Regions from separate parts of the Mus musculus genome. Here region 1 is linked to region 2. A link is a loop called in an ENCODE intact Hi-C map of the cell type or tissue named here. Cell type or tissue: left cerebral cortex. All regions are shown on one strand. Links, peaks and the distances in the headings refer to the core of each region. The heading gives the core; the rest is flanking DNA.

Evidence for each region. A loop is a pair of places that touch in the nucleus more often than their neighbours do. Peaks named below come from ENCODE experiments on the same cell type or tissue, not always from the same donor. Only the 100,000 strongest peaks of a DNase experiment are listed, where the experiment ranks them.
Region 1: a loop joins it to region 2, with 5 times the contacts of the local background. A loop is called at or near these places in 2 of 42 quality-filtered maps.

The regions. Positions count from the first base shown.
Region 1 is chr7:130,487,537-130,499,137 of GRCm38, forward strand. The region is part of intron 7 of Ate1 (arginyltransferase 1); the gene reads right to left. Among named protein-coding and RNA genes, the nearest start is that of Ate1, 26 kb to the right of the region's middle. In left cerebral cortex, for the core only: no CTCF peak of the experiment used is centred there; DNase peaks (open chromatin) are centred at 6,012 and 7,000; H3K27ac peaks cover 502 bases.
Region 2 is chr7:128,759,344-128,770,944 of GRCm38, forward strand. It overlaps Sec23ip (Sec23 interacting protein), which reads left to right. Exons shown (of 19, transcript NM_001029982.2): 7 at 2,073-2,162; 8 at 3,047-3,188; 9 at 4,598-4,806; 10 at 6,041-6,159; 11 at 6,783-6,935; 12 at 8,224-8,319. Among named protein-coding and RNA genes, the nearest start is that of Sec23ip, 20 kb to the left of the region's middle. In left cerebral cortex, for the core only: a CTCF peak has its summit at 7,240 (motif pointing left); a DNase peak (open chromatin) is centred at 7,482.

The DNA.
Region 1 (11,601 bases), core at 3,079-8,078, 1.7 Mb after region 2:
GTTGCTATGTGAACAAAGATAAGCCCCCAGCCCACAGGAACAAAGTCCTGATGCACTGTAATCTTTCTGTTAATGTTTGAATAAGCCAATAGTGTGTCGCTGTGCTGAATTCCACACCCCTAAGCCCCTTACCCCATAAAACCCCCTAGCTTTCGAGCCTCGTGGCCGGCATCAGTTATCTCCTGTGTGGGATACATGTCGGTCCGGAGCTCTGTAATTAAACGTCCTCATGTAATTACAGCAAGTTGGGTCTTCATGTTTCTTTGGGTGCTCTCACACTCCCGAGACTAGAGTAGGGGTCCCCGAAAGGGGGTCTTACAATACAAAGTGCCCTCCAAAGTATGTTACATTTAAGAAATTCCCTCTTGTACTGAGACGTGCTACTTGTTTTAAAGGAGGAAAAGAAAGAATAGAGAAGTACACACTTCTAATTTTGTCAGAAATACAGTCAAATTATGATCAACTATTTTATCTTTGTACTAAAAATTTTCAAAGATAAATCTTTTAATGTTCTTGAAATGCTGTTTAATATGCAACCACAGTTTAAACTCTGGTGTTTTAAAGAATATACTGAACATTAAAATGCAATTTTATAAAGCTAAACTGCATTAAAACCTTTTTTGCGTCATGCACAATGGTGCACGCCTTTAATCCCAGCTCTTGAAAAGCGGAGGCAGGTGGGTCTCTTGTGGGTTTGAGGCCAGCCTGGTCTACAGAAAGTGTTTCAAGACAGCAAGAGCTACATAGTGACACCCTGTCTCAAAAAAGCCAAATTAATTTTAAAAAGCAGTAAGCTGTCTCCATCCAAGTACAATTCCAGTCCTGTAAGTGTTCAGATCAACTACCTAGCATCTCCTCGTTTAACGAGAAAGCATCTCGACTGCTCACAGTGCTTGACCTCTTCCTTACTACAGTTTCTATGTCTCCACTATAGAGAATCTTAGAAAGTCTTTATTTAGAATTGTATCATGATTAATCTGAATCAACTGCAAGGTAAATTTCTCAGCTCTCTCAGGAATTTGGAAGTCTTAAATCAGCCACCACTCTACATTGTGTCGAGTCACACTTTAGACTCCTTTCTAACGCCCTACAATTTATATTCACACTATCTTAAGCTGGTTGTTGTCGGGCAGGATAGAATTTTTATGCTATGGATGTGGCTCTCATGAATGTACAAGTCTTAGAAAATTAATTCAACAAAGGAACAAAGTTTTCTACTATACTGCAAAAAAAAGAAAAAAAAAAAAAAGTTAAGCCTTTGGGAGCAAGCTAAAGACACAGTGTCTTTTAAAAGTCTCTCAAGAGAAAGAGGGTCAGATTTGTACATAATAGAGAGTCAAAACAAAGGTCTGAAAACAACTGGTTGTTTATTATGAGAAGAAGTGGGTCTGAAGAGAGGGCTCAGTGGTTAAAAGCTTCAAAACTGTCTATAACTCCAATTCCAGGGGATCTGGTACCCTCACAGTAACGCACATAAAACACAATTAGATAATAATATTTTTTTATTATTTAAAAAATAATAAAAATGTAAAGACTCCCTAAATTCATGTTACAGATATCTCTAATCAATATGTTAAAGATTAATAATATATACTACATTCTGACCAGAACTCTGCACAAAACAAACCTCAATGAACCTTAAGTGACGACAATGAAAATCTTTATATTATAATGCATTAAATACTGGTGGAACTGGGATCTCGTTGGCTTTATATCTATATGCTCATCTGACTCACTTAAATCACTGTGCCTCTGGTTTGGTTGGTTTGGTTTTTTTCAAAACAGGGTTTCTTTGTGTAGCCTGGCTGTCCTGGACCTCAATTTGTAAAAAGACTGGCCACAAACTCAGAGACCTCCTGCCTCTGCCTTCTGAGTGCTAGGATTAAATGCATGTACTATCCCAGCCCAGCCCTTTTTTCTTTTGAATCTGTAAACCAATTTCAGTCAAACCACTGTCCCAAGCTGCTGCCCCATAAATGCCAGACACCAGGTCCATTTCAGTGATTCCAGGTCTAAGTAAATTGATAAATTCTCCCAGCCACAGCTGCCTTTTCTCACCTTTGCCTTACCTCAATTACAAGCAATCCTGATAGTCTAAAGACTCTGGACTCCCATGTTTAAAAAAATCTTGACTTTCATTTAATATAGTGTTTGTAAAGTTACATCATAAGAAACTTGTGCTTGCTTTATATTTCATGTAAGCTCTATCAACACTGCACAGAACCAATTCTCCACAAAACTTTAAGAAACACTGGTCCATGCCAACTAACTCAAATTATTGGAGGTCGGAAAGATGGCTCAGTGGTTAACAGCACTTGTTGCTCCTCCAGATGACCTGGGTTCAATTCCTAGAACCCATATGATGGCTCACAACCACCTCTAACTCCAGCTCCAGGAGATCTGATGCCTTCTTGTGACCCCTATAGATGTCAAGCATGAATGTGATACACACATATACATGCAAGCAGAATAACCATACACATAAATTTAAAAAGAAATAAAAAGTTCCTTTCTGGAGCAAGTGAGGTTGTTCTGCTGGTAAAGGAACCTAGGCTACCATGAAGTCTACAATCCCAGTTTGATCCAAATGGAAACAGAGTTAACTGCAGCCAGGTGTCCTCTAACCTCTAGGCAAAAACACATAAAATAAATTAAAACTTAAATAAATTATAACTTAAAAATTTGTTTTAATGAGTTCTGCTTTCGGGGCTGGAGAGATAGCTTAGCGGTTAAGAGAGCCGACTGCTCTTCCGGAGGTCCTGAGTTCAAATCCCAGCAACCACATGGTGGTGGCTCACAACCATCTGTAATGAGATCTGACGCTCTTCTGGTTTCTGAAGACAGCTACAGTATACTTACATATAATAATAAATAAATGTTTAAAAAAATGAGTTCTGCTTTCTACCCAATTCTTCAAGAGAATCCTGGCATTAATAACACTTGGGATTCACAAATGGGCCAACAACCACAGGATGCTGCCTTTTGAAATGCCTCTTGAAAGATTCTCATTATCTGTGCAAAATAATTAAAATTACTCTACAGTAGTTAACCTCTGAGTGGTAGTATACTGATCAAAGAAAACAGACCTTTCAGCATGCAACTGTTCTATCATTTATGCTGAACGGTGACTATAGGAGAATTCACATATATGAAAATCAATATACTGTATAGCTAAGATTTAGGTTATCTTTAAAAGGAAATCTTCCACCCCTAAATTCTCTAAATATGTCCTAGAGAGGCTTCAAAAATATTCAGTAAAACCACAGGTTCAGTGAGAGATCCTATCTCAAAGCATATGGTGGAGTGTGAATGAAGATAGTCTCTACACACACATGCACAATCACACACAGAATTCAAGCCAACCTTGAAAAATAAGATACCTTCCCCACAAGTCAGAATAATATAAATTGAGGATAAGCAGAAAATACCACAAAACCCACAAATCAAAATTAGCATTTGATGTTATTTATTTTCTTAATGACTGACAGTCTGACTGGAGTAAGATGAATCTCAATATAGCTTTGATTTGTACCTCTCTGATGGATAGTTAGGTTGGAACGTTTTTCATGTTTATTGGCCATTTGTATTTCTTTTTTCACAAACTGCTAGCTCCTTAGTCCATGTTTTGATTAAGTTGTCTGTTTCTCTATTGTTTAGAATTTTTTGTATATTCGAGATATTAATTCTGTCAGATGAATATCTCCCTTTCGATGGGCTTCCTCTTCATTCAATTAACTACTTCCTTTGTTGTACAGAGCTTTTTATCATGAGGTCCAATTTGTCAATTGTTGGCCTTATTTCCCAGGCAACTAGGATCCTATTCAGAAAGCCCTTTCCCATGACTGTATCTTAAAGTGTTTTCTCTAATAGTTTCTTTTTTTTTAATTTAAACAACTTTTTATTAGATATTTTCTTCATTTACAATTCAAATGCTATCCCGAAAGTCCCTTATACCCTCCCCAGCGCCCTGCTCCCCAACCTACCCACTCCCACTTCCTGGCCCTGGCATTCCCTGTATTGAGGCATATAATCTTTGCAAGACCAAGGGCCTCTCCTCCCAATGATGGCTGATTAGGCCATCTTCTGCTACTCTCTAATAGTTTCTAATCTACATGTCTCTATTTCTCTAACAGTTTCTCTAGTAGTTTCAGAGTTACGGGTCTTATTATCAATCTCTGATCCATTTGGAGTTGTTTGCTGTGAAGGGTGTGAGACAACAATCTAATCTCATGCATTTTTTTAACAAAGTTGTCATTTCTCCAGCATGTATTTTTATGTCTTTATTAAAAAATGAGATTATTTTAGCTTGTGTGGTTGTATGTGACCTTCTGTTCTGTTCTGCAGATCAGCTTAACCTATTGCTTATGTACAGATGGGGGGCGGGGGGGAAGAACGCCACCATGTGGTTGCTGGGATTTGAACTCAGGACCTCTGAAAGAGCAGTCAGTGCTCTTAAGTGCTGAGCCATCTCTTCAGTCCCAGCTTAACCTATTTTTGCACCACTATCATACTGTTTGGTTACTATGCCTCTGTAATATAACTTGAAATCATCAATATTCTTTTGTCTCAGGACTGCTTTGGCTATCTTCATGCCTCCAAATGAATTTGAAGATTTTTTTCCCTATTTCTATGAAAAACAATGCTGGAATTTTGATAGTGATGCTATCACTGCCACAATTTGAATTCTTCCAACCTATGAACACAGGAAGTCTTTCTGACTCACAGACTTCTTCAGATTCTTTCATCTACATTGTGAAACTTTCATTGCAGTGGTCTTTCTATGCTGGTAGGAATAAAAACTAGTCCAGTCTCTGTGGAAATTAATACAGACTTTTCTCAAACTAGTGATACAGAGGTAGGCATGGTAGCATATGCCTTAATCACAGCCCTCAGAACACAAGAGGTAGGCAGATCTCAGAGTTTGATACTAGCCTAGTCTACACAGCAAGTTCCAGGACAGCCAGGGCTACATAGAAAAATCCTGTCTTTAAAAAAAAAAAAAACAAAAACAACAACAACAAAAAAAAAAAACACTGCCAACAAAACCCTACAAGAAATACATTTACCACCGGGCGTGGTGGCGCACGCCTTTAATCCCAGCACTTGGGAGGCAGAGGCAGGCGGATTTCTGAGTTCGAGGCCAGCTTGGTCTACAAAGTGAGCTCCAGGACAGCCAGGGCTATACAGAGAAACCCTGTCTCGAAAAAAACAAAAAAAAAAAAAAAAAAAAAAAAAAAAAGAAATACATTTCCCATATTTATGTAAAGGAATCCAAGAAGCATACAGCTGATACTTGTGTATCAGCATCTATTCCAACACTAAAGTTCATTTTTATTTTTATTTCTTAGCTAGAATGTGCAAGACTGTGCTTTATTCATTGAGGTATCTTTCTACCATAGTGACAGAAACATACAAGAAATTAAAATGTTCATATAACTTGGTGAATAAAAGAATTACATTCCTCTATAACCGAGGGGAAATGAATATTGGAAATGTTTTGTTTTGTTTTGTTTGTTTTGTTTTGTTGGTTTTTCGAGACAGGGTTTCTCTGTGTAGCCCTGGCTGTCCTGGAACTCAATCTGTAGACCAGGCTGGCCTCGAACTCAGAAATCCGCCTGCCTCTGCCTCCCAAGTGCTGGGATTAAAGGCGTGTGCCACCACTGCCCAGCTTAGGAAATGTTGTAAATGTAAATTTTTTGAGCTATTTCAGAATGACTGTTACATAAGAGCTCAGAAATAGGATGCACCAATATTTATAAACCAACACAAATATAGATTCTCTTTTTGGACATACTTCAAGGCAGAATTATACTCTGGATAAGTATTATTCTTGACTTTCATAATTACCAACTAGAAGAAAATCAACTTTTAAATCATGCAAGCAGTTACCTAAATTATTTGGCATACCAAATTCCTGCAGCACGAACACAAACCTTCCTTGTTTAGATCAGATATCAGTAGGAAGGCCTGCTCACTTGGCAAGCTCCTTAGAGTGAATGGGAAAGCAGGCCTGAAGAGAAAGCCTAAAGACACATGGCACTCATAGCAAGATCACTCCTATCACACGAGCTATGCGCCCACTAAAATGTGTGGAACTCACTGTAGGTAAATTTCTCAACACTCAGAAAATTAAAAGCAGCTTTTACTTATTATAGGAAGACAACTGTCAAGAACTCTAGACATCATTCAAATTTTCCTTTTTCTTCCTGAGACATTTACAACTTGGCAACAACTGAATTTCTCTCCAACTGTTTCTTAAAAAACTGTCAATTCTAAAACTCGTTCACTAGACAAAGCTCCCTGGCCTCTGTGTTACAGTAACAATGCTGGGTGCTGTGCCTTTCAGCTCTGTCAAAACATTTTTCTAAATTGGGATAACAAGCAAAAGTACATGAATGATTGACCCTATATTTATTTATTTACCAAAAGAACTAGCCCAAGTCTAAGCAAGTTCTACCATCAGATGAAACCTAGAGAGACCTATTCTTCCTTCTTCTCCAGCTCTAAGGGAAGAAAAGAAATGCACATACCAAGCTCTTCACATTTCCTGTGGTGTAACAGGATGAGTCAAAACAGCATAAAAATTTCTTATGTGTTGATGAATTTTATTTTCCCTCTTTTGGAAAAAAGATAATACTAAAGTTCAAAACTAGGGCTGGGAGTTTAGCCCAGCTAAAGTATATGAGACCCTGGGTTCAACCCTCAACATTGAAGGAAAAAAAAAAGAGAGAGAGTAATAAAATAAAACATGTGACCTTCAATTCAAATGAATATGCTAATGTATGTGGAAACACAAAGCAACAAGAAAATACTTTTATTTGCCAATGCTGACTGAACGGAGCAGGAGTCTCATTTGTTTGCTCCTGACCTTCCTGAGAAAGCCAGTGAGCTCTGGTCAGAGGAGTAAGCAGCAGAGCAGGCTGTTTGTCAGAAACAGCAGCGGAGAAAAACTCAATGGCTGCCAGATTGCAAACCTCTCAGGAAAAATCAGTGGTGTGGATATGTGCGCCCTCCTGACAGTAATGCACGCCATCAGCAAGCCACACCTGGGTCAGACGCCCTTACAAGGAGGATCTTAGCTTTCCTCCTCACATAGACAGTGTTGGATTCCCTCCTCCACGCTGCACAAATAGAAAACTTAACAGCAAAAACAACGGAAGGATTGGGAACTCTCTTAAAGCCACACAGGAAACAAGTGGAGGGCTATGGTTTAAGGCAGAAAAGTGAGCAGTTTATACCTCACCCTTGGTTCTCCTCAGCCCATCAATATTCTGATCCTAACAGATGGAATTAAACTGTTATTGCCTCATATCACCAACCCAAACAATTTACTACTGGACACATTTGATCTCAGACAATATGGTTTATCGTGAATTAGTGTCAGGAGCTGGAAAGGTTAAGAGCACTGGTTGTTCTTGCAAAGGACTCGGGTTCAATTTCCAATACCCACATGGTGGTTCACAGCCATGCATAACTGCAATCTCAGGAGATCTGATGCCCTCTTCTGACCTCTATAAGCACCAATGGTGTATACGCATACATGCAGGCTGGCAAACACCTAAAATAAGCAAATCTAAAAAAGCAGAGCTGACTCCCCAAAGCTAAAAGCTGTTCTCTGAACTCCACATAAGCATCACAGCACATGCTCTACAATCAATCAATCCCTCTCATAAATGAATAAATGGAATAAACTTTCAGAAAGAGCGGCCATCCTTTCACACCAAACAGTCATCTCACAGCTTTCATTTCGCTCCACTCCTTAACTTTCAGGAACAACAGAAGTGTGCACAGCCTGCTTGCAGTAGTTACTATGCTTGTACTTAGTAAGTTAAACCTAACTAGTATTCAGGCATAGCACTGCTCCAAAACTTCAGGTACTCAACCAAAGACCAAACAAACCCCTGAAGAAAACAATGTGACAGTGAACTTGAAGAAACAAAGAAGTGTCTGGGGTCTAGAGAGATGGTTCCTTGGTTAGGAGCATGGACTGCACTTGCAAGACCTGAGGTCATTGTCTCAAAACCCACTTTAGATGGCTCACAGCTGCCAGTAACTCCAGCTCCAGGGTGTCTGAAACCTCTGGCCTCAGCCACACTGTGCTCGAATATCCACACAAAGGCACATCTACATAATTTAAAACAGAGTAAATATTTTAAGTTGTTTTATTTGCCAAAACATCTCTCAAGCATCTTTTTCCACTTTCTAGATTACTAACAACAAATTTGGTGGCCTGGTTTTCCAGCTAATGACCAGTATTTCTAAACCATGTTTATATCTACCTTTTCTAAAATAAGCCCTGCTAACCTGCAAACTACCACTTCATTATGCTTGTTTAATGACTATCTCTGACCATTCCCAGTCTTACTCAGCCAAAGGAAGCTTCACAAAAGCAAGGGATCTCCGTCTGACTCTTCGCTGAGTTGCTACCTGCACTAATGCCTTGGAGACAGTGCCTTACTAGGAGGTACACAACACATGTCTTAACAAATATTATCAAAAAATTAAAAAAGAAATTTGAATACTTGACAAACTAATACAAGAACTGAAAGCAAGAAGGCTTAAGAGGTGACACAGAGCAGTAACTTTGTGGGAGCACTGGGAAACTGAACTACAGCAGGAGCAAAAGAATACTCCTAAAGACATGAAAGTCACTGTCAACAGGCAGGTCCTGCCAAGCGTTCTGTTTGAGCACAGACAAGAACAAAGTACACTGTGGGAGGACAGTCATTTTAAATTTTCAGAGATCACAGAATGCTTTAATTATTTGGAAAATTTGTTTAGTTCAATACTTCATTCATTGATGCTGGTTATTCTATATTAATTATTTAGGCCATCTTCAACCCTCCAACATAACAGCCCCATGGTTTTACGTAAAAAGTTCTAACTTCTACATGCTGCCCTGCACTAACCATCTGCAGTTCTTTAGATAAATTCTTTAATTCTCTATTATATGCAAGAAAAGTTCAGCTACATATAATTATGAAGAACTTATCTCTAATGTTATACATGACGCTGACTTGTGATCTAAGACAACTTTTAGGAAATTTTAAACAACAGAAATTGTAAGAACAAATAAATGTTCCCTGAACTAGCTTGAACTCACTTTGTATCTCCCCTCAAAATACTAATAACATTATGCTGGAAATTCAAGAATACCTTTGCAACAATGAATTTAAGTAAATGTAATTCATTTCTTAAATGTTAGAAGTAAAAAGCCTTTGGCAATTTAAGTATTATCAATAGCAAATTCTTACAGTTTATGATGGGCTACACTATACTATTGAGTCCTGACTTTGGAACCGCTCATAAAAAGTATTTTTTATTATTATTAAATTAACTAAGACTTCCACTGTATTGAAGTTAACTCAGGTTTTAATTTTTTTGTTTGTTTGTTTTTGGTTTCTGGAGGCAGGTTTTCTCTGTGTAGCCCTGGCTGTCCTGGAACTCACTCTGTAGACCAGTCTGGCCTCGAACTCAGAAATCCGCCTGCCTCTGCCTCCCGAGTGCTGGGATTAAAGGTGTGCACCACCACGCCCAGCTTAATTTTTTTGTTTAGAGGTCATGGGTATACTTCAAAGGTAGAGGACATGCGTAGCCTGAGACTCTAGGTTCAATCTCCTCTATCTTCCCCAAATTCAAACCACTCAGATCCTGCCATCATAATTCAGCTTACTATAAACTAGAGTACAGTATCTATACAAGCAGTATGTGACAATGTGTGATTTGTCTCTGCACAACTGACAGATGTTCAGTCTTTGATACGTTAAATACAATAGAGTAGAACTAGTAAGGGACTCCGAAGCTGGAAGCTCTTCTGAGTTAGGTGGCATTAAGAGCTTTAAGTCATTCACACATGATAAATCGCTTGTACTTGCACTTTACTTCCTCAGAGCAAATCATATCTAGCAAACACGAACAGTGTTTTTCATACTCCTGGGGCTGAAATACCAAGCTACACATCACACAGGAAGAACACTAAGCAAAGGGACAGCAAAGGTGTTTCAGGTCTGGTGGCTCGAGTAAGACAGCAAATCAACACTCCACCAGATCCTTTCCTGTCTGATGGTCAGAAAGAACCCAGAGGGACCTCTTCCCCTTTGGCACACGGGCTGCCCAATCATGAGTACTTGACTATAAATAATTTTCCCATAATTATTCCCAGAAGTGGAGGTCTACTTACACCCTGGCCTGTCATAGGGAGGTCAACAAGTTAAGTTTTAAAATGATCTCTTGGTGAAAGCAAACCAGCCTCTAATACCAATCACTACAAATTTCAAATTCAAACAAGACTACATCACAAATCAAAAGCAGAAACACATTCACAAGCGTTAAATCACCAGAGCTTCTTTACAGATACTGCAGTTTCTAAATGGCGGCAAGAGAAACGAGACTTCCAGAACTGACGGTGCTAAAGGAGAGCCCACCACTTTTAAAATGTCTTAACTATAAAGTAGAAATTCAAACTCCAGATATACCTTTTAAAGTCAAAGATAAAACTTCAAAATAAAAACTGAAACCCCATGCTGTAGTTTGCCTAGAAACCACAAGAATTTTTAACATTTAAAGAAAGTCTTTAACCTAAAACTGCTCTTAAAAAATCACGTGTTCATTTTTAAAGCCCTTTAAAAGATTAAAAAAAAAAAAAAAAAAAAGTAAACCAAAAAGTACGATGTGATGGTGCGCACCTTTAACCCTAGCACTGAGGCACAGGGAGGTAAATCCCAGTGAGTGCAAGGCCAGCCTAGCTGTCTGTAGGGCATGTTCAGCTCTAGCCACGGCTGTATAATGAGGCTCTGTCTCAAATATTTTAATAAAAACAGAAAAGAACGAGGTGAGTTATTATGCATTTACAGTTGAATGAGGAAAAACTGTCCTGGAGGCTGGAGAAATGACTCGGCAGTCAAAAGCGCTGGATCTTCCAGAGGGCCCACGCTCAACTCCCAGTACCCATACGGAGGATCATACTGTTTCAACTCCAGTTCCAGAGGATCCAATGACCTCTTTTAACCTCTGTAGGCACTGCACACATCTGTGTAGGTGTGTATAGGCAAAATACCTTCACACATTAAAAAAACAAAACAAACAAAACAAAAAAACCTAATACTCCCATTCACACTAAAACAAGCTAATTGTAGATCCAGAGCTGGAAAGATGGCAGTTGTTAAGAATACTTGCTGCTCTTGCAAAGGAATGAAATTCAGTCCCTAGCAACCACATCATGCAGCTGACAACTGCCTGTAACACCAGCTCCAGGGAGATCCAACTCCTCTGTCCTCTGCAGGCACCTGAAATGACACGTACATACTCCTCCTCACATGCACACAATTTAATGTAGAAAATAAATATTTGAAAACAAACCAGAAAGTACTAGTGATGACAAGAATGGAGAAGGAACTGCTAAGCCAGAGTAATCAGTTTCATTTTGGTTGGTTGGTTGGTATTTTTGGCTTTTTATTTTGTTTTGTTGTTTTTCAGACAGGGTCTCTCTACATAGAGTTGGCTATCCTGGAACTCATTATGTTCCCCAGGCTAGCTTTGAACACACAGAAACCCACCAGCCTCTGGGATTAAAGTAGTGTATCACTGCATCCAGCCCTACTA
Region 2 (11,601 bases), core at 4,507-9,506:
ATGTACCCAGGACTGCCTCTTGTGTATGTGTTTCTATAAAACATTTTGTAAAGATAGGCGGTGATCAGGATTTGGCTCCTGGGTCTTAGTTGGCAATCCTGTGCAATAGTGTATACTTAGTTTTTCCTATTAAATCTTTATACCTTTTATTTTGAGATAGGGTCTCATGTAGTCCAAGTGAGTCTTAAACTGTGCAGCCAAGGCTGACTTTGAACTCCTAATCCATATGCCTCTGTCTCCCAAGCGCTGAGACTGTACTCATGAACCATTATGCCCTATGGTTTTTAGAGGGTTGTTTTATTTATTTACATTTATTTTGATAGAGGCCCTCACTATGAAGCACTGACTGGCTTAGAACTTGCTATTTAGAACAGATGTGCTTTAATTACAGAGCTCTTCCTGCTTTAGCTTCCTAAGTGATGTGGTTATTCTAGGAGCTACCAAACTTGGCTTTTTGAAAAATTTATTACTATTTTTTCACTCATGTATGTGTGCAAATGCTTGAGGAAGCCGGAAGAAGGTATCCTATCTTCCGAAAGTGGGAGGGAGGTATAGGCAGTCGTGACCACGTGACATCGGTGCTGGAAACTGAACTTAGGTCCTCTAGGAGGAGGAGTAAATGCTCTAACTTCTGACTCATCTGTCCAGTAACCCTGCCCCCAATCTTTTTGAGACAGTCTTTACTAAGTAGTCAAGGTTGGCCTAAAACAGCAATTCTTCTGTCTCAGCATCCCAAGAGCTTGGGTCACAGATGTATATACTTCCACATTTGGTTTTCCTCTTTTGTGCCACTGAAGAACAAGTTTTATTTTGATACTAGACATTTCATTGTCTAATAAGATAAAATAAATAGGTGTTATGAGATCTGGATGAAATAGTGTAGGAAAATAGATTGAACTTTGAGATATTTCTTGTATTACTACTATTATTATGAAAAGACACCAATGGGGCTGGAGAGGTGGCTCAATGGTACTGACTGCTCTTCCAGAGGTCCTGAGTTCAATTCCCAGTAACCACATGGTGACTCACAACCATCTGTAATGAGATCAAATGTCCTCTTCTGGTATGTTTGAAGACAGCAACAGTGTACCCATATACATGAAAAGACACCAAGACCAAGGCAACTCTTAGAAAAGGAAGCATTTAATTGGGGGCTTGCTTTCAATTTCCATCATCATCATGGAGGGAAACATGGCAGTAAGGCAGGCATGGGGCTGAAGAACTAGCTGAGAGCTTTAGATCCTGTTTTGAAGGCAGAGAGAGTGACTGGGCCTGGTATATGCTTTTGAAATATCAAAGCCGACTCCATGACATAACCCCTCTAAGGCCACACCTTGAGTCCTTCCTAAACAGTTCCACTCCCTAGTGACTAAGCATTCATATATAAGCCTATGGTGGCCATTCTTACTCAACCATACTTCTAGAGTTTTTTGTTTTGTTTTGAGACAGGATTACAGTGTATAGTTCTGAATGGCTTGGAACTTGCTTTGTAGACCATGCTAGCCTCCAGCTCACAGAGATCTACCTGCCTCTGCCTTAGAGTGATGGTACTGAAGGTTCTAGGACCATGGCTGGCCATCGTAGAATGTTTTGAATTAAGGGGAAGGACTTTAGGAACAAAGACTTTAGAATTTTATATTGTCAGATTGCTTGTCCATGTCAGGCTTAGTGTTCTATGGCGGGTGTTTGATTTTGTTTGTTTTTTTTTGTGTAGGGGATTGAGCTTAGGGCCATGTTCACGTACACACTTTACACTATGGAGCTACAGTTTCATTGCAGTCCTGTGGAGTTCTGAAAACAACCCTATGTTATGGAGAGTCAGTATGAGTGTGAAGAACTGATGTTTCCTTGACTTCTCCATCTAATGTACCACTATTTGCCAAACTAGACAAAGTATCCTAATTTGATACAGGGTAATGAGAGATATTTGCTTGGGAGGGTAATGGATTTCTTTGGCTAGTTTATGATAAAAAGGATATCAAGAATTTAGCAATTTAGTTAACAACACCAAATGCTAAGCTTTGTGTATGTTTGTGTTTTATGCTGATAATGTGTTTGTTTGTTTTTACCAGGGGAGATGCCTCAGGTTGACCACTTGGTGTTCATGGTGCACGGCATCGGGCCCGTGTGTGACCTGCGCTTTAGAAGTATTATCGAATGTGGTAGGTGCAAGCCCATTCTCCTTTGTAGACGACTCCAAGTCCAGTGCTGATAGAGGGCTCTGTAGTATTCACTTTTATGATGGTTCCTAGCTGTGTACTTGTGGCCAGGGGCTGTAAGTGGAGATTTCTGTGTTCAGTAGGAAGTATTAATCTGTGTTTGATCTGCTCTTATTGCATAAAATCCTGGATTCTGAAGAATTAGAAGGTATCATGGTAATAATTTCACCATTTTAGCCAACAGCCACCTGGCTGAGCCCCTGCAGCAGCATATAGCTCCTGTGTGCTGAGCTGCTGCATAGGGAGTCCTCCCAGAGGCTGTTTAAGGACCAGAGAATATTAAAGGCTTTTGTCTGAAATAACATCTGTGCTTTATCATCGGCCTCACAGATACACCTTTGTGTGGATGTGTCACTGTTCCCTCCAGTGTTAGGAGAGGAAAGGCCTTGGCTGAGTTAAGTGTACAGTTAAGTGAGTTAAGTTACAGTTGGTTGGTCCTGGAACCTGGTGCTGAGGAGGGAGTTTGAGGTAGTTAAACCAATTTTTTTTTAGGCCTTAAATACAATGAAAGTTAGCTGAGCAGTCAGGTGTTCATTTACTATTTTGTCATCATTTTTTAATCATACAGCTTTATCTTCTTAATAATGCCAGCCCGGCAGTGGTGGCACACACTTTTAATCCTAGCAATTTGGGAGGCAGAGGTAGGAAGATTTCTGAGTTTGAGGCCAGCCTGGTCTACAGAATGGATTCCAGGACAGCCAGGGCTACACAGAGAAACCCTGTCTCGAAAAACAAAACAAAACAACAGCAACAAAAAATGCCAGTAATTTTAGTTAATTAATTAGCTACAAAGCTAAGATAATTTACTCTTTAATTTTTTTTTTAAGTGGATGATTTTAGGGTGGTTTCTCTCAAGTTGCTGCAGACACACTTCAAGAAGTCTGTAGATGAAGGGAAAGTCAGCAGAGTGGAGTTCCTGCCAGTTCACTGGCACAGCGCCTTGGGTGGGCATGCCACGGGTGTTGACAGGTTTGTGGATTTTGATAACTTGTTTTTCTTTTCTTTTCTTTTTTTTTTTTTTAAAGATTTATTTATTATTATATGTAAGTACACTGTAGCTGTCTTCAGACACACCAGAAGAGGGAGTCAGATCTTGTTACGGATGGTTGTGAGCCACCATGTGGTTGCTGGGATTTGAACTCTGGACCTTCAGAAGAGCAGTCGGGTGCTCTTACCCACTGAGCCATCTCGCCAGCGATAACTTGTTTTTCATAGTAGCTAAAATTAGAGGCAAATTTAAATTATAATACAAAATGGCTTCTTCCAACATGAGCAAATCACAGCCTGTTACTATTTGGCTGTTCTCTGTGTGTATCTGTGTTTATTCCTATTGTAAATATTTAAGGATCTAGGAAATTTTAGACAGTTTGTTTTGGATGCTGGAAATTGAATTCAGATTCCCAGATGTGATGAGTACACCCTAGCTCTCTCCGAAGCTGGCTTTAAAACACCTGATCTGTTGTGGGTCAGGAGGGGCCTGCTGTGGGTCAGGAGGGGTCTGCTGAGAATGCTCTAGGATGCTCAGTAATATCATCCTTGTCTAGTTTACAGTCAGTCAGATCTTCTCCATGTGATAGCAAATGTGTTCAGATTATGGCAAATTCCCCCATGGGGTGAAAATTACCCCTCTTTGGGACTTACATTTTTAGTTTCTTGGTGGGCATACATAAAACTGTTAAACTGCAGGCCATTTATCAATGCCACTGAATGTTGACTGTATTTACTAGGCACTGTGGCAGAACTTCCCCCTTCAGTTTTGAACGCACCCATTTGAAAACCACAGGTCCAGACAGTATTTATGCTGCCACACAATGCTAATAGCATGTTCCTAGCTATTGACACTGTGATGTGATGGGGCCCGTGCTTTCATAAAGCTAACCCTGCAGACAGCGTTCTGGCCACATTGTGCTGTGCTGTGAGGTGCTTGCTTCCTCTCTGAATGCTCACAAGCTGCCCTTAGAGGATTTTTGTTTCTGGTAACTCCTTTCATATTCTAAGTGTGACGGCCTCTTGTCTCTGCCAGCCAGTTTTGCCAGGCATCCAGATTTTTAGTCAAAAGAAGAATGGGACAGTAGACTTGTCTATTTAAAGATGGACGTCTTCACTTCTGCTGTATTTTACGTCGCAGCCTATTGTAGAATTCTGAAATTCAGAGTGTAGTAGGCACAGATCACTTTATTATTTTATCTTAACCATTTATGACTTATTCTACCAACAGAATCAGCTCATAGCTAGCCTGTGACATCTACAGGTTGATTGTACGATTAATGTATAATCTATACCTTGTACACTTTTATTTTTAATAAATAAAATTTTAAACTGTTAATTCAGAGTTGAAAGTACATACTGACAGTAACTTTTTTTCCTTTTAAAAACAGGAACATCAAGAAAATTACCTTGCCAAGTATCGGTCGGTTCCGTCACTTTACCAATGAGACTCTGCTAGATGTTTTATTTTACAACAGCCCTACCTACTGCCAGGCAATTGTGGAAAAGGTGGAAGTGGAGATAAATCGGCTACATTCACTCTTTATGAGTCGGAACCCAAACTTCAAAGGAAAGGTCTCCGTTGCTGGTCACAGTTTAGGTAAAGCTGCCCCGCAGTCTCTGATGCACAGTTTGGGTTGTTCAGATGTGGAGCTTTGTGTCGTGTAAAAACTTGGAAAGCTCAGGTTTGTGAACAGAGGACAGTGTTTGCAGTTGAGACTGCCTTTGCTCTTCAAATCCAGTAGCAGAGGAAGGCTGTGCGTTTTTGTTGTTGCTGTTTTAAGATTTGTATTTTACTTATGTGTGTAGGTTTGAGTCTGGTGAATGTGTGCCGGGTGAATGTGGGTGCCCTTGGAGGTCAGAAGAGGATAGCTTGTCCCTGGAGCTGGAGTTGCAGGTGCTTGTAAAGTGTTGGATATGGGTGCTAGGAACCGAGCTTAGGCCTCTGGAAGAACAGGATGCACTCAGCCCCTGAGCCATCTCTCTAGCTGGTAGGCTGTGTGTGGGTTTTTTGTCATTAGATGAAATAGGAATATTGTTGCTCTTTAAAAAAATGTGTAGGTAAAGCTGTCCCATGTAATGTGAATTTGCTTCTTTGGTTTGTTCAGAAGTTTTTTGTGTTTTTCTGGCTGCAAAACTTGTGTATATAAGATTCACACGTGTACATGCATGGCCGTGTGTCCTAGGGCGTGCGCACCGACTTTGTGGAAGTCGAAGGGCAACTTGTAGGGTCAGTTTTCTTCCACCGTTACATTGTACCTTAGTTTGGTTCCTATTGCTTTGATAAACACTATGATTGAAAGCAGTGTGGGTAGAAGAGGGCTCATTTCAGTGTACAGTTATAGTCCATCATGAAGGGAAGTCAGGGCAGGACTTCCTGAGTACAGAAGAGCTTGGAACAGGAACTGAAGCAGGGGCCATGGAGGAATGCTTCTTACCGGCTTGTTCTCCCTGGCTTGCCAGTGCACTCAGCATTACCTGCCCAGAGATAGCACTGCCCGTGAAGGTGTGGGCCTTTCCGCATGGCTCCTTACCTGACTGGTAGGGGTGTTTTCTCAGCTGAGGGTTCCTGCTTGCTGATGACTCTAGCTCCTGGCTAGTTGACAGAAACCTAAGAGCCAACACATGGGCTCTGGAGAGGCAACTCAGGTTGCTAAGTCTGCATGGCAAATGCCTTTACTGGCTGTGCCATCCTTTGACTATGATTATGAGATTTTAATCAGTTTATCTTTGTATGACTTCTGTCAGAGACTGAAAAAAAGCAGAAGAATTTATTTAGTGCTGAAAAAATACTTGGGTTAACTTTGTTATAAAGCACAATATCTTTTTCTTAGGTTCTTTGATACTGTTTGACATATTGTCTAATCAAAGGGATATGTGTGTCTCTAAGTCTCCGGGATCTGTGGCTGTTTCTAATGGAGTTATAAAGCATTCACAGTTTCAGGAAAAGCTGGTAAGTTTGTAGTTACCCTGTTGACACTGAGAGGTAGAGCTGGAGCTGAGCTCTTCTCCCAAACCTGTACTGTTTCCTGTAACAGTTTCCAGTTGTCAGGACTCATGGAGGCTCAGCGGTACAGTGGAAGAACTGAATCACTCTCCAATACTTTTAACATGAAGGGGTATTATATTTTGTCAAATGCTTTTTCTGCATCTAAGGAGATGATTATGTGATTTTTTTTTTCTTTGAGTTTGTTTATGTAGTGGATTACATGAATAGATTTTCATATATTAAACCAATCTTACTCGCCTGTGATCCTGGCTGAGGTGGGAGGGTGATGGGTTCAAAGCCAGCCTGGGCAACACAGAAGATGCGATCTCTACAACTAGGAGTTTCCCATTCTTTTTCCTTATGGATTATAAAGTAAACGTGAAGGCTTAGGATTTCTAAAAGTAAATTGTTATAGGAAATGGGAACATGAATAATTTACTAAATGTATATATTTTAAAATCCAGGTGAAAGATGGCAGAGTGCTAAAACTAGTTCATTTGTAGAGCAAAATTATTTCATATTTTATGTAGAATTTTTGTGAGAATGTTGTGTGAACTTTGCATTGTCTTCTCCCCCTTTGTATTAAGATATCTGAAGAGTCAAAGCTGATGTCAGATGAATCATGTGACCTTGATGTTGAGGATGAAGAACCCCTAACTTTGCATGGAACCCTGGAAGCACTCAGCCTGTTTGACTACATTAGCACTTTTGAAAAGGAGAAGATTGATATGGAGTCTCTGGTATTGATAATAGCCTGATTTATTTTGTTTAAAGTTATTCTTCCTTTGTGTAAACTTGAAAATTGAAGAAAGATTTAAGCATTTTAATATCAAATTTTATTCCAAATAAGCCCAAAACTTAAACGTTTAAAAAAAAAATAGGAAAAAAAGGGGGCTGGGGCAAGAGAGATGGCTCTGTGGTTAAGAATACCTGCTGCTCTTGTAGAGGACTGGGGTTTGGTTTCTAGCATTCCACATTGTAGCTCATAATTATCTGTAATTCCAATTCCAGGATCAAGTGCCCTCTTCTGGTGGTTCGGGGCATCAGCACACACTTGGAACATGGACACATACACCCACATATCCACACACACACACCCAGGAGTCCATACATAAACATAAAAAAATAGCTTTTTTAAAATTGGAGGGGAAAGATGTGTGAAGCTTTTTTTTAGACAAAACCCAGTGCCATATGTGGACAAGAATTTCAATGTAGTGTACAGTATGACAATACCTAATGGCCAGAGATAGATTAGGAAAAGCACCTGGACACAGACAGAAGGGGCTTTTATAGTCAGAGCTTATACTGAACTAGTGATAAGCAGCAGGCACACAGGCAGTGCAAACAAGAGCATGACTTATAGGAAAGAATGTAGCAGGTGGCCTCAATGCCTTGGAACAAGTCCAGAATGCCTGGGAATGCTACAGGGATGTTCACTGAACACTGGTTTAGCACTGTGGGACCTTAGCAGCCACAGTGCAAACAGACAGGATGTTGGTGGATTCATTTGTGCAGCCCTGCTATAGAACTCTGCAGCAGGTGAATGACATATGACATATGGATCGTGATCTGTTAGCTTGAGGTCAACACACACACACACATTGAAGAGGATGTCATTATTGTATGCACCTGAGGGATTTCTGCAGAGGGCAGATTGTTAACAGTTGTCCCTGAAAGAATTGGATGGTTGGGACCAGAATGGACAGGAAAGATTTGAGGGGAGAGATTAATTTTATGTTTGACAGTATAGCTTCAGAATTTTGCATGACATAAACATGTTTTCTATTAGAAATAATAGAATTTTTAACGGAGAGGCTAATTAACATGTTTGTGTGGTGCCTGATACTGAAGTCAGGGCCTCACACGTGCTCTACAGGAAACTGAGACAGACGTGGGAAAGGTTTATTTATGGCTTAAAACAAAAGCCCAAGCTTCTTGCAGTTGATTCTTTTAATATTTTTGTGTCCCACTTTGAGCTCATCAGTTTCTAGATTGATTAATTCATGTGTTCTTCGCTTCCCTTTAAAGCTTATGTGCACAGTTGATGACCTGAAGGAGATGGGGATACCCCTCGGGCCTAGAAAGAAGATAGCCAATTTTGTAAAACTTAAAGCAGCCAAACTGGTAAGGTTCATTTCTACCCTCAAGATAAATTAACACATTTTGTAACCTGACCTTTGTGGTGTGTGTGTGTGTGTGTGTGTGTGTGTTCTAAGGCAAGGTTTTATGCTATAGCCCATGCTACCCTAGAACTCACTTCATAGCATGATCTTTTTGCTTCAGCCTCCTGAGCCTCTTGGAATTACAGGTGTGAGGCACTGTGCCTGGCTCCCATTTTTATTTTAGAAGCTTGCAATACCGTTTGGTTAGGCAACTATTTTATACAATAACGGAAGCCCAGACTCCAGAATCAGCTGGGCTGGATTGTATTTGCATGCACTAGCCGAATAACTTGGTGTTCCTGGGACAGAGGACTTTTCATTTTTATTAATTTATGTAAAAAATCTTTAAGAGATTTATTTTATGTGTATGGGAGTTTTGTCTGCGTGTGTGTATACATGTACACTGTATGCATGCCTGATGTTCATAGAGGTCAGAAGAGGGTGTCGAGGCCTTGGAACTGGAATTACAGATGGTTGTGAATGACCGTGTGGTTCCTGGGAATTAAACCAGAAAGTTCTGCAAGAACAAGTGTTCTTCTTTATTGCTAATCCCCATCTCTAGCTTTCCCTTTAAAACTGATATTTGATGATTTCCAGGTGCCAAAACTTGTGAGATTCTTGATGAATTAATGAGAGGCCCTAATTCGAAGGGAAGCTACTTATTAATAGCACATTCATGAGCACTGACTTGATTTCTTTGATCCTTGATTTTTTTTTCCCATCACTAAAATGTGGCCCACATGCTGGCAAGATTGCTAAGCAAATAAAGGCATCTGTCAGCAAGCCTTACTTCCTGAGTTTGATGTCACAAGCTCTTCTCTGACCTCCGTGTGCATGCTGTGGCCTGCGCATAGCCAGTGCTCTTTCTCACAGTGCACACACACAGATGATGAGGTGGAAAATAGGAGCAGGTAAGATGGTTAGAACGAGTATGAGAGAATGTACATGACCTGGTGTTAGCCCGCCATGTTACAGTTTAGCACACGGTCTTCTATTTGAGATGGTCCCATGTGTCCTCGGCTGGCCTGGGACTCACTGTGTAGCTGAGGAGGACCTTGGCTTCTGACCTTCCTGAAGTCACCTTGCCAGTGCTGGGATTCCGATCATGTCTGTCTGACCATGCCTGGTTTAATGCATTTCTGGGGATCAAACCTAGGGCTCTGTGCGTGCTAGACAAGTAGTCTGCCACCTGAGTTACATTCTATAGTTTTTAAAAAATTAAAATTTAAAATATATTTCATAAGTCACATAAAATTTCATAAACTTGTATTTTCTGTAATGAGTAAACTTTTAAATATGCTCTATTCTGCTTTTATTTATTTTTTATTTATTTTATTTATATTATTTATATTATATGAGTACATTGTCGCTATTTCCAAACACATCAGAAGAGGGCATTGGATCCCATTACAGATGGTTGTATTTCACCATGTGGTTGCTGGGAATTGAACTCAGGACCTCTGGAAGAGCAGCCAGTGCTCTTAACTACTGAGCCATCTCTCCAATCTCTCTTTTCTGCTTTTAAAAATGATTATTTTCTGTCTTTTGCTGGGCCTTGCAAATTTTAAAGTTGAGACTAATTATCAGCTATCTTGTTTCCCCCTGTACATTAAATTACATTTAAAAAAATAATTTATTTAGTGTATATGAATACACTGTAGCTATCTTCAGGCACACCAGATGAGGGCACTACAAATGGTTGTGAGCCACCATGTGGTTGCTGGGAATTAAACTCAGGACTTCTGGAAGAGCAGTCAGTGCTCTTAACTGCTGAGCCATCTCTCCAGCCTTGAATTGCATTTTTACTTTGATATCAGTAAGTCCCATGGTTCAGTATCTGAAGGAACATGGCTAGAGAACCTGCGCAGGCCAGGGGAGTAACACCAGAGTTCAGTTGGTACAGTTCTCATAGCAAGAGGGCAGAGCTCGAGGCTGCGGGGAGAAATGTCAAAAGCAGTGATTGGAGTTTTTCAGTTGCCAAGAAAGATGATAGTGGTGTGAATTTGGGATGGAAAGAGAACTACTCAAGACGTTTTAAAGAAAGCAGACTGTGTTTGAGTAAGTGTTGAGAAACGCTACTAGACTATGAGGTGTCTTTCCCTTTCCCTGTGTGGTAAATATAAGTCATTCTCGAATTCCAGTTCACAGACAGCTTCCTCCTCTTACCTGGGTTACCTAGAGAGAGGGTAATCTCCACTCGCAGTCTTATCCAGAAGACAGAATGATCTACTAGTGCTCTGATGAGCATGTTGGCCCAACACAGACCGTTTGAGGAGTATGCTGTGGTGCTTCTGTGCGTAGGCCCAGTTGGTTCTCCACACACAGCAGTGAGGCCAGGCCCAGGGCAAGACAGACGAGGGCTGAGGAGTGAAGTCTTCAGAGTCTTTGCTTCAGAGTCTTTTGACATTTCTCCCCGCAGCCTCGAGCTCTGCCCTCTTGCTATAAGAACTGTACCAACTGAACTCTGGTGTTACTCCCCTGGCCTGCGCAGGTTCTCTAGCCACGTTCCTCAGCTTTTTTCTGCAATAAAAGATTAAAAAGTAGAAAAGTTCTTTGAAAAACTCTCAGAACATGGATAATGATCTATAGTACAATCTCACTTTTTAAATTCAAATGTAACTGCTTTCAGATGAACCATGAGACTTTGCCAGGCACTCTTTGCATTGATTGGTTGGCATTGTTCACAGGTGAATTGTTAACAGATGAAGATAATACTGTTTTAGTGGCTTTCTATCACTGAAAAAAATGGGACTAAAAGTAGCCAATGTGGTTTTTTTTTTTTTTTTTTTTTTTTTGCAAGGATATCAAATATTCATGGTCTGGGTTCTTTCTCCTCTGTAAACCGTCTTTGTCATTTTCATTTGATAAAGAGTGGTTTGCAGGATTGGGGATATTACCAGAGCATGATTTCTTTCTTTTAAAATTTGATGTGCATTGGTGTTTTTTGTCCAAATGTGTCTCTGTGAGGTTGTCAGATCACCTGGAAATGGAATTACACAGTTCTAAGCTGCCATGTAGGTACTGAGAATTGAACCTGAGTTCTCTGGAAGAGCAGCGAGTGCTCTTTAACCAATGAGCCATCTCTTCAGCCCCAGTGCATGATTTCTTTAGGTAGCTCATTTAGAATATTGAACTCTCTGAATGGAGTAAAAGGTAATGCTGAGCGAGAAAGTAAATAGTAGCTGGAAGGATTCGTAGAGGTTTTGATTTTAGGTTTCAGATTGTGCTACAGACAAAGGGTGAG